2 separate regions of the Homo sapiens genome follow, and region 1 is linked to region 2. Evidence: read pairs that join two places in POLR2A ChIA-PET (ENCODE). Cell type or tissue: PC-3. All regions are shown on one strand. Each heading gives the region's core, and the rest is flanking DNA. Links, peaks and the distances in the headings are about the cores only.

The links. ChIA-PET counts read pairs that join two places held together with the same protein. Peaks named below come from ENCODE experiments on the same cell type or tissue, not always from the same donor. Only the 100,000 strongest peaks of a DNase experiment are listed, where the experiment ranks them.
Region 1: POLR2A ChIA-PET joins it to region 2 with 6 read pairs; 2 of 35 experiments call an interaction of 5 or more read pairs at or near these places.

What each region holds. Positions count from the first base shown.
Region 1 is chr12:79,756,157-79,761,543 of GRCh38, forward strand. All of the region lies in intron 4 of PPP1R12A-AS2 (PPP1R12A antisense RNA 2), which reads left to right. Among named protein-coding and RNA genes, the nearest start is that of PAWR, 68 kb to the left of the region's middle. In PC-3, for the core only: no CTCF peak of the experiment used is centred there; no DNase peak of the experiment used is centred there.
Region 2 is chr12:80,151,151-80,156,537 of GRCh38, forward strand. All of the region lies in intron 1 of OTOGL (otogelin like), which reads left to right. Among named protein-coding and RNA genes, the nearest start is that of OTOGL, 54 kb to the left of the region's middle. In PC-3, for the core only: no CTCF peak of the experiment used is centred there; a DNase peak (open chromatin) is centred at 3,361; H3K27ac peaks cover 1,432 bases.

The sequences.
Region 1 (5,387 bases), core at 258-5,257, 390 kb before region 2:
CTGTTACCATGATTTTAAATTCTACCACTTGACTATCTTTTACCTTCTATCTGTCTGCTGATTTTCCTTATCTGTCCATGCATGTTCTCCCTCTTTTCCAGGAGGAAAGGCTAACAATTTAATCATAATTATTTAAAATTTCATATCTGATAGTTCCAACATCAATGTCATCTCCAAATCTGGTTCTATTGATTGCTTTGTCTCTTGAAAATGGGTTTAAACTTTTTTTTTTGTTTTTTTTGTGTCTTGTACTTTTAAATTTCTTGCTGCACAGAGTAGGTAGAACAGTAGAAATTGAGATAAATAGTAGTAAATACTATTTATTACTGGAAATGACATTTCTCCTGTTGGCTTCTAGAGGGTTAGTCAGTATAGTCAGGAATTGAGCTGGGTTTCTCTTTTGCTGTTGCTATGTTTATGTTCCATGTACCACCAGTTTTAGATTTCACTAGATATACCTTGTGCGTAGGGTGGGATTTGGTTTCCAGAGGCTTTTTCCTCAATGTCCTGCTTCTTCCTTAACTTTATACCTTCTCTATAAATGTGTGCCTCAGAGTTCTCCATGTTCTTGCCTCTTCCCCAAAAGTAGACTTTGGTTGCTTGTTGCCTGGTGCTTGTTATTTGGCACTTGCTAGAGGGTAGGATGGGGAGAGAGAGGGCAGGATAACTTTCTGTGGTCCTTCTCCAGCCTCAGACTTAGTCAGACCCTATATCTCTGGGTCTAGGAGTGGAGTTTTCTCAGTGATCGTATCCCTCACCCAGAGGCAGGAAACCTCTCTTGGACTGGATCCATAATAGTTTCTTTCCCCTCCTCCAGAGTTGGAGGGTTTTGTTCTTTGTATTTCTCCCAGATAAAATGGTATGTCACCTGTGCTCTGGGGGAGATAGGTTTACTGCCCTTACCCTAACAACATAAGTATTTTGTTTCTTAGGGGAGAAGGTCTGGGTGGAGCTTTGTGTGTTTACCACAGAACTGGCCATTCTCCTCTCCAGGCCTATACTGCAAAAGGTGGCTTCCTATGAAATCCCACCCTGACTCCTGTCTTTCTCATCTGTATCCAGCGAAGTTGGTGAAAACAAACCAGCAAAAGGATGCAAACCATCTTTGGGTCTAGGGCTCTCAAGGGTTCCATGATTTCATTCTAGAACAAACTCAGCCTTTAGCAATTTGTTAAATATTTTAGCTTCTTACCTGCTTGTATGGTGGGCTTGCCTTCCTCTTATGCTCTGCCACAGGTAAATCAATGCTTTCATCTTCTCTCCTCTTGAAGATGCCTATTTTTCCTTAGAATATCAGGCTATTTTGGTGCCTTACCTCAGTTCTTGAGGGGGGGTGGTTCAAGACAAATTATGATTTTGTACATTATTTTTTCTTGTTGTTAGCAAAATTAAAAATTATTTCCAGTTTTCTAGATCTTAGGCAGAAGCTATAAGCATTCCTAAGGATTTGAAATGTCATGTTTATCATATTCTAAATTCTCATATGTATTTGGATTCATTTCTCAACTTTTTATTCTGTTTCATTAATCTGTCAATCTATGCACATACCAGTTACATGAATTGTAGCTTTATTGTAAATAATGATGAGGGACATTTCATCCATCCTCATTATTGTTATTTTTCAAAAATTTCTTAGATATTCTTGCTAAGTTAATTTTTAAATATAAAGTGTAACATAATTTTCACTTTAGAGCACTGAACTTAAAATAGCCTATGTTTAAGACAGCACTCTACAGCTATATCTCTAAAAGAGACCCTATTTCTAATTCTTTTAACAATTTATTAATGTTTTTCTCTTATTAAATCAAACTTATTCAGTATAGCAAAATAAAAAATAATAGATAGTTAAATAAAAAGAGTAAAATTACCTGCAATTCCACCATCCAATTATACCACTGTTAGCTTTGGACTATATCCTTGTTACAGAACTTTTACTACATAAGCAGACACATGTTACACCTATTATGTATAAATGGTTTCACACAGCATTATAATCTGCTTTTAAACTTAAAATTAAAAAAATTTAAATATTATTAAAATTATATATTAATATATTATCAAAATATTTAATATTAAATATTCTTATTAACAATATTTTACAAATAGATACCCTTCTAGAACAGTGATTTTCAGATGTGCTGCTGGGAACTCTAAGGATTTAGAACTCTAGACTTCTAGATTTCTAGAACTCTAGAAAACTTTTCATGGGCTATTCTGCATGAGGTTGGAGAATAGAGATTGCCAAGCTGAACCTAACTCTGGCCCACTATTCTCTCTTCTAGTAGAACATTTACTTGTCTCTTTTGGTTCTTAGGATTCTGCATAAGTTTTAATTTAAAAAAAGGCTCTGAAAAGAAAAATAAGTTTAAAAATCACCATTTTGCATCATCAATTAATTTTCTATGAACTACTTCAGGCATACAAAAAAGAGAGTATAATATAAAACTTGAACATATATCACTAACCTCAAGAAATGGACATAATATTATTGAAGCTTTCTGGATGCCTCTTTTTCATTCTTCAGACGCAAGCAATCACTATCCTTTGTTTTATCGTTCTCCTGCAAGTCCTTTTATATTTTTGCTACATATGTTTCTATAAGTAAAATATGATATTATTTTGGGCCAGGAGTGGTGGCTCACGCCTGTAATCCCAGCACTTTGGGAGGCCCAGGTGGGCGGATCACCTGAGGTCAGGATTCGAAACCAGCCTGGCCAACATGGTGAAACCCCATCTCTACTAAAAACATACAAAAATTAGCCAGGCATGGTGGCAGGCACATGTAATCCCAGCTACTTGGGAGGCTGAGGCAGAAGAATCACTTGAACCCAGTAGGCAGAGGTTGCAGTGAGCCGAGACCCTGCCACTGCACTCCAGCCTGGGCAACAGAGCAAGACTCCATCTCAAAAAAAAAAAAAACCCAACAACAAAAAAACCCAGATTCCTCTCCAAAGAAGTGGGGGCGGTTTATATGCACATTAAGAATATATGAAGCTGGGCGCTGTGGAGCACGCCTGTAATCCCAACACTTTGGGAGGCCGAGGCAGGTGGATCATGAGGTCAGGAGATCGAGACCATCCTGGCTAACACAGTGAAACCCTGTCTCTATTAAAAACACAAAAAAATAGCCAGGCATGGTGGCGGGTGCCTCTAGTCCCAGCTACTTGGGAGGCTGAGGCAGGAGAATGTCATGAACCCAGGAGGCAGAGCTTGCAGTGAGCCGAGATCGCGCCACTGCACTCCAGCCTGGGCGAAAGAGCGAGACTCCGTCTCCTAAAAAGAAAAAAAAAGAAAAGAATATACGAAAGTTCCAGTTGCTTCACAGCCTCACAGTTATATCCCTTGTGGAAATTCCATTTTATTATACTTTAAGTTCTAGGTTACATGTGCACAACGTGCAGGTTTGTTACATATGTATATATGTGCTATGTTGGTGTGCTGCACCCATTAACTTGTCATTTACGTTAGGTATATCCCCTAATGCTATCCCTCCCCCCCTCTCCCCATCCCACAACAGGCCCTGGTATGTGATGTTCCCCACCCTGTGTCCAAGTGTTCTCATTGTTCAATTCCCACCTATGAGTGAGAGCATGCAGTGTTTGGTTTTCTGTCCTTGTGATAGTTTGCTCAGAATGATGGTTTCCAGCTTCATCCATGTCCCTAAAAAGGACATGAACTCATCCTTTTTATGGCTGCATAGTATTCCATGGTGTATATGTGCCACGTTTTCTTAATCCAGTCTATCACTGATGGAGATTTGGTTTGGTTCCAGGTCTTTGCTATTGTGAATAGTGCCACAGTAAACCTGTGTGCATGTGTCTTTGTAGCAGCGTGATTTATAATCCTTTGGGTATATACCCAGTAATGGGATGGCTGGATCAAATGGTATTTCTAGTTCTAGATCCTTGAGGAATCGCCACACTGTCTTCCACAATGGTTGAACTAGTTTACACTCCCACCAACAGTGTAAAAGTGTTCCTATTTCTCCACATCCTCTCCAGCACCTGTTGTTTCCTAACTTTTTAATGATCGCCATTCTAACTGGTGTGAGATGGTATCTCATTGTGGTTTTGATTTGCGTTTCTCTGACGGCCAGTGATGAAGAGCATTTTTTCATGTGTCTGTTGGCTGCATAAATGTCTTCTTTTGAGAAGTGTCTGTTCATATCCTTCGCCCACTTTTTGATGGAGTTGTTTGATTTTTTCTTGTAAATTTGTTTAAGTTCTTTGTAGATTCTGGATATTAGCCTTTTGTCAGATGGATAGATTGCAAAAATTTTCTCCCATTCTGTAGGTTGCCTGTTCACTCTGATGGTAGTTTCTTTTGCTGTGTAGAAGCTCTTTAGTTTAATTAGATGCCATTTGTCAATTTGGCTTTTGTTGCCATTGCTTTTGGTGTTTCAGACATGAAGTCCTTGCCCATGCCTATTTCCTGAATGGTATTGCCTAGGTTTTCTTCTAGGGTTTTTGTGGTTTTAGGTCTAACATTTAAGTCTTTAATCCATCTTGAATTAATTTTTGTATAAGGTGTAAGGAAGGGATCCAGTTTCAGCTTTCTACATATGGCTAGCCAGTTTTCCCAGCACCATTTATTAAATAGGGAGTCCTTTCCCCATTTCTTGTTTTTGTCAGGTTTGTCAAAGATCAGATGGTTGTAGATGTGTGGTATTATTTCTGAGGGCTCCATTCTGTTTTTTTTGTTGCTGTTTTTGTTGTTGTTGAGACGGAGTTTCACTCTTGTCACCGAGGCTGGAGTGCAGTGGCGTGATCTTGGCTCACTGTAACCTCCGCCTCCCAGGTTCAAGAGATTTTCCTGTCTCAGCCTCCCAAGTAGCTGGGATTACAAGCATGTGCCACCATGCCCAGCTAATTTTTGTATTTGTAGTAGAGACGGTGTTTCACCATGTTGGCCAAGCTGGTCATGAACTCACGACTCAGGTGATCCGCCCGTCTCGGCCTCCCAAAGTGCTGGGATTACAGACGTGAGCCACCATGCTCAGCCAATATTAGCATATTCATAGTTCATATTTTAGGACTAATCTTGGAACTAATCAGTACTATGTATTTCAAATATCTTCTCCCATTATGTGACTTGTTTCATTTTTGTGTATGTTTTTTATGCAGAAAATTTTTAAAGTTGAATATAATATACTATATTAGTATTTTCCTTTATGGTCATCTTTGTGTTTTACTTAAATTTTTTTTACCTTACCCTTAGATCAAAAAGATAGCCTCCTACATTCTATTAAAAATGTTAAGGTTTTGCTTTTATTTGGGCTTGTAATTTGCCTGAAATTTATGTGTGTGTGTGTGTGTGTGTGTGTGTGTGTGGTGAGATAGAGATCCAATTTATTTTATTTAGATAACCAACCGTTCCAACCATTCTTC
Region 2 (5,387 bases), core at 240-5,239:
GGATGAGTTTCTAATTGAATAAGCCATCCTACATAGTTAATCCAACATGTACAAAAAGCAACTCTAAATTCAAAGGAATAATAAGATTTAGGATAGGAAGCAGAGACTAAGAGGCAAACTAAGATTTGATAGAAACTAGAAAAGGCAAGACGAGCCTAAAGTATCCCATGGTTAGCCGCAGAGTCACAGCTCAAACAGGTATGCTTTAACCACACAATCTAAAGTACTTTTCACTCCATTACCTGCTTCTTTCTTTCTTAGCACTTAAAACATTCTGAAATTATTTTGCTTATTCACATACTTACAAGCTCATGGTCAACTTCCCCTATTAAAATGTAAGCTCTCTCTAAAAAAAATAAATAAAATAAAATAATCAGTTTATCTGGAGACATTAAAAGCAGAGTTCTATCCAAAAAAAGGATCTGTGGGAATAGGGTCATGTTATTCACACTTGAATTAGTATTGCTGTTTTGGAGCATAGAATTATACCTTTAGATATTAGCTGTCTCCTTTAGATAGACACCTTGTGGCTTGTAAATACTCTAGAACAGAGGGAATGATGGTGGTGAGAGGCAAAGGAAGAGTCAACTAGTTACTGAAGAGTCACTAGTCACTAATAGACTAGTCAACTAATGTCACTGTGAACGTGAATGGCCCTTTAACTTAGAAGACATTTAAAAGTTACAATGAATCAAAAGCAGCATTGACTTCTGTGCCTATAGAATCTAACAAGAATATCTAATCATTCACTTGTCTGTGCTTTGCAGTTCACTTTACAGGTATTATCAGTTGGTGGTATTTATTTTTACCATTATTGTTTTTCGGACAAGGAAATTAAGGTCAGAGAAGTCAAATAACTGTCCCCCAAATTTAAGTTATGATAGATCTGAGGCCTCTTTCTACTCAATTGAGAACAGTACATTCCATCTTAGAGTCATCTGGCACTATCAGCAAGAATTTGAGAAATTAGACTGGTGTCTCCTAGGGCAAGAAGGAATGGGGTCACATGAGCATGTTAGGCTCTGTGTCAGAGAGGAGCACTGAAAGGAGGGGTGATAAAATACTGGCTCTTGGTGGTTGGGAGTTTAATAGTGAAGAACAGAGAAAACAGATTCCTACTTCACAGTTCTGTTGGAGCCCAATCCAGAGTAGCACTGTTCAATGAGTTGAAAGAGGTCTTGAGGCATAAGAAGAGAAAGCAGAGGCCCAATCAGTTTTATGCTTCATTCTTTGCTAAGGAAGATGCTGAGATCTTCCCTCCCAAATTTCAGCTCGAAGCTGAAAGGTCAGAGGTACTAAAACTAATAGTGACAGAAGCATGGTATGTTATAAACCTAATGACAAAATAGATGGAAATAATAACTTGGAGGGCACTCATCCCACAGTGCTGTAGGAACTCAAGAGTAAAACAGTCTATGGATGTAAGGTAATTTATAGTCACCAATGACCTTTGAGTATTCCTAGAATTTGAGGATGGGTAACAAATCCAATCGCCTGTTGCAAAAATCCAACCTTTGTCATCAATTTTTAAATTTTATTTATTTATTTATTTTTTTGAGACAGAGTGTCACTTTGTCACCAAGGCTGGAGTGCCGTGGCACAATCTCAGCTCACTGCAACCTCCACCTCCCGGGTTTAAAAGATTCTCCTGCCTCAGCCTCAGCTGGGATTACCACCCAGCTGGTGGTATGCACCACCACACCTGGCTAATTTTTGTATTTTTAGTAGAGACAGGGTTTCACCATGTTGGCCAGGCAGGTGCCAATTTCGTAACCTCAGGTGGTCCACCTGCCTCGGCCTCCCAAAGTGCTGGGATTACAGGCATGAGCAACCGCACCCTGGCCGTGTCATCAATTTTTTAAATGAAATAAGTACTTTATTTTTTAAATAGCAATTTTAGTTTCATAGCAAAATTGAGAGAAAGATACAGAGATTTCCCATATATTCCCTGTATTAACCCTTTTGGACTGCTGTAGCAAAGTCCTATAGTACGGCCTTATCAACAATGGAAATTTATTTCTTATTCTGGAAGTTGGGAAGTTCAAGAGTAACACACCAGCAGATTTGGTGTCTGATGAGGGCACGTTTTCTGGTTCATAGACAGCCATCTTTTCATTATGTCCTCAGATGGTGGAAGGAGCAAGGGAGTTCTTTGGAGTCTCTTTTATAAGGGCATTAATCCCATCCACAAGGGTTCCAGCCTCATGACCTAATCACCCCCTCAAAGGCTCCACCTCCTGAGACCATCACATTGGGGATTAAGTTTTCAACATAAGAATTTGTGGGAGACACATTTAATCTATACCTTCTCTGTCTTCACTCATGTATAGCCTCTCTCATTATCAACATCCCCCACCAGAGTGGCACATTTGTTAAAACTGATGAACCTACATTGACACATCATAATCACCCAAAGTCCATAATTTACATTAGAGTTCATTCTTGGTGTTATACACTCTATGGGTTTGTACAAATATATAATGATATATTTTCACCATTGTAGTATCATATAGAGTATTGTCACTGCCCTAAAAATCCTCTGTGCTCCGCCTCTGCATCCCTCCTCTATACCCCTCCAAATCCTGGCAACCACAGATATTTTTTATTGTCTCCATAGTTTTGCCTTTCCCAGAATGTCACATAGTTGGAATCATACATATGTAGACATTTCAGATTGGCTTTTTTCACTTAGTAATATGCATTTAAATTTCCTCCATATCTTTTCATGTCTTGATAGATCATTTCTTCTTAATGCTGTTAAACTAAAATAAAATAGAGACCAGGCTTGAAGAATCTGTAAGTGGACAAAGTCAGTTAGGTCTCATATATGACTTTAACCTTATTTTATTTGCAAACATAATCAAAACTTAACTTGAAGCTGGACACAGTGGCTCATGCCTGTAATCCCAGCACTTTGGGAGGCCGAGGTGGGTGGATCACTTGAGGTCAGGAGTTCAAGACCAGCCTGGCCAACATGGCAAAATTCCGTTTCTACTAAAAATACAAAAATTAGCCAGGCATGGTGGCTCACGCCTGTAGTCCCAGCTACTCGGGAGACTGGGGCAGGAGAATCTTTTGAACCCGGGAGGTGGAGGTTGCAGTGAGCTGAGATCATGCCACTGCACTCCAGCCTGGGCAACAGAGCAAGACTCAGTTAAAAAGGGGGGGAAAAAGAAAGCTTGGACTATTTCTTGTAAATGCCCATATGAAAGAAAAAGAAAACTTAAGCTCAACTAATCAGAAACCACCAACTGTTATAGTTGTGTAACTGGGGACTTTCCAGGAGCCTGCACCAAATAAGGCAGCTGCACAATCAATCAAATATTTTCTTTGCTTTACTTCCATGTTCGTCCTATAAAACCTCCCCTTTGCACTCCCTCTTTGAACTCCCCAAACTAGTTGTAGTTTGGAGCTGACCATTTAATGAATCATTGTTTGCTCAAATACATTAAAAAAAATTAAATGTGCTTCAGTTTACCTTTTAACAATGTTGAGTGATATTCCATTGTCTGGATATACTATATTAATTCATTCACCTACTGAAGGATATCTTAATTGCTTCCAGGTTTTGGCAAAAATAAAGCTGCTATAAACATCTGTGTACAGGTTTTTGTGTGGACAGTTTTCAGCTCCTATAGTTAAGTGCTAAGGAGTGTGATTGCTGGATCATATAGTAAGAATATGTTTTGTTTGTAAGAAACTGCCAAACTGTCTTGCAAATGGCTGTACCATTTTGCATTCCCACCACCAGTGAATGAAAGTTCCTGTTGCTACACATCCTTGCCAGCATTTGATATTGTCAGTGTTCTGGATTTTGACCATTTTAATAGATATGTAGTGGTATCACATTATTGTTTTAATTGGCATTTTCCTGATGATGTAAGATGTGGAGCATTTTTTCATATGCTTATTTTCCATCTGTATATCTTCTTTGGTGAGGTGTTCCTTAAGGTCTTTGGCGCATTTATAATTGAGTTGTTTGTTTTCTTGTTGAGTTTTAAGAGTTCTTTGTATATTTTGGATAACAATTCTTTATCAGATATATCTTTTGCAATGATTTCCTCTCAGTCTGTGGTTTGTCTTCTCATTCTCTTTACCTTGTCTTTCACAGAGTAGAAGTTTTAAATTTTAATGAAGTACAGCTTATCAATTCTTTCTTGCATGGATCATGCCTTTGATGTTGTATCTAAAAAAGTCATCACCCTATTCAAGGCTATCTGGGTTTTCTCCTATGTTATATATGTTATATTCTAGGGGTTTTATGGTTTCCCATTTTACAATCAGGTCTATTATCAACTTTGAGTTAATTTTTTTAATTTTTAATTTTTGTGGGTACATGGTGTATATATTACATATTGCAAGAGATAGGGTACATGAGATGTTTTGATGCAGGCATGCAATGCATAATAATCACATCAAGTAATATGGGGTATCCATCCCCTCAAACACTTATCCTTTGTGTTACAAACAATCTAATTATAATCTTAGTTATTTTTAAATGTACAATTAAATTATTATTGACTATAGTCACCCTGTTGTGCTATCACATACTAGGTGTTATTTATTCTTTCTGACTATTTTTTATACCCATTAATCATCCCCACCTCCCACCCTCTCCACTCATTTTCTCAGCCTTTGGTAACCATCCTTCTACTCTCTATCTCCATGAGTTCAATTGTGTTGATTTTTAAATACCACAGATAAGTGAGAACGTGTGATATTTGTCTTTCTGTGCCTGGCTTATTTCACTTAGCATGATGACCTCCAGTTACGTCCACGTTGTGGCAAATGACTGGATCTCATTCATTTTTATGTCTGAATAGTACTCCATTATGTATATGTACCATATTTTCTTTATCCACTTGTGATGGCTAATACTGAGTGTCAACTTGATTGGATTGAAGGATGCAAAATATTTTTCCTGGGTGTGCCTGTGAAGGTGTTGCCAAAGGAGATTAACATTTGAGTCCGTGGACTGCGAAAGGCAGACCCTATCCTCAATCTGGATGGGCACAATCTAATTAGCTGCCAGCGTGGCCAGAATGGAAGCAGGCAGAAGAACGTGAAATGACTAGAATGGTTTAGTTTTCTCGTCTACATCTTTCTCCCTTGCTGAATGCTTCCTGCCCTTGAACATCAGACTCCAAGTTCTTCAGCTTTGGAACTCAGACTGGCTTCCTTGCTTCTCAGCTTACAGACAGCCTATTGTGGGACCTCACCTTGTGGTCACGTGAGTCAATACTCCTTAATAAACTCCCGTTTATATATACATCTATCCTATTAGTTCTGTCCCTCTAGAGAACCCTGACTAATACACCATTCATCTGTTGATGGACACTGATATGGTTTGGCTGCGTCCCCCATACAGGTCTCATCTTGAATTCCCA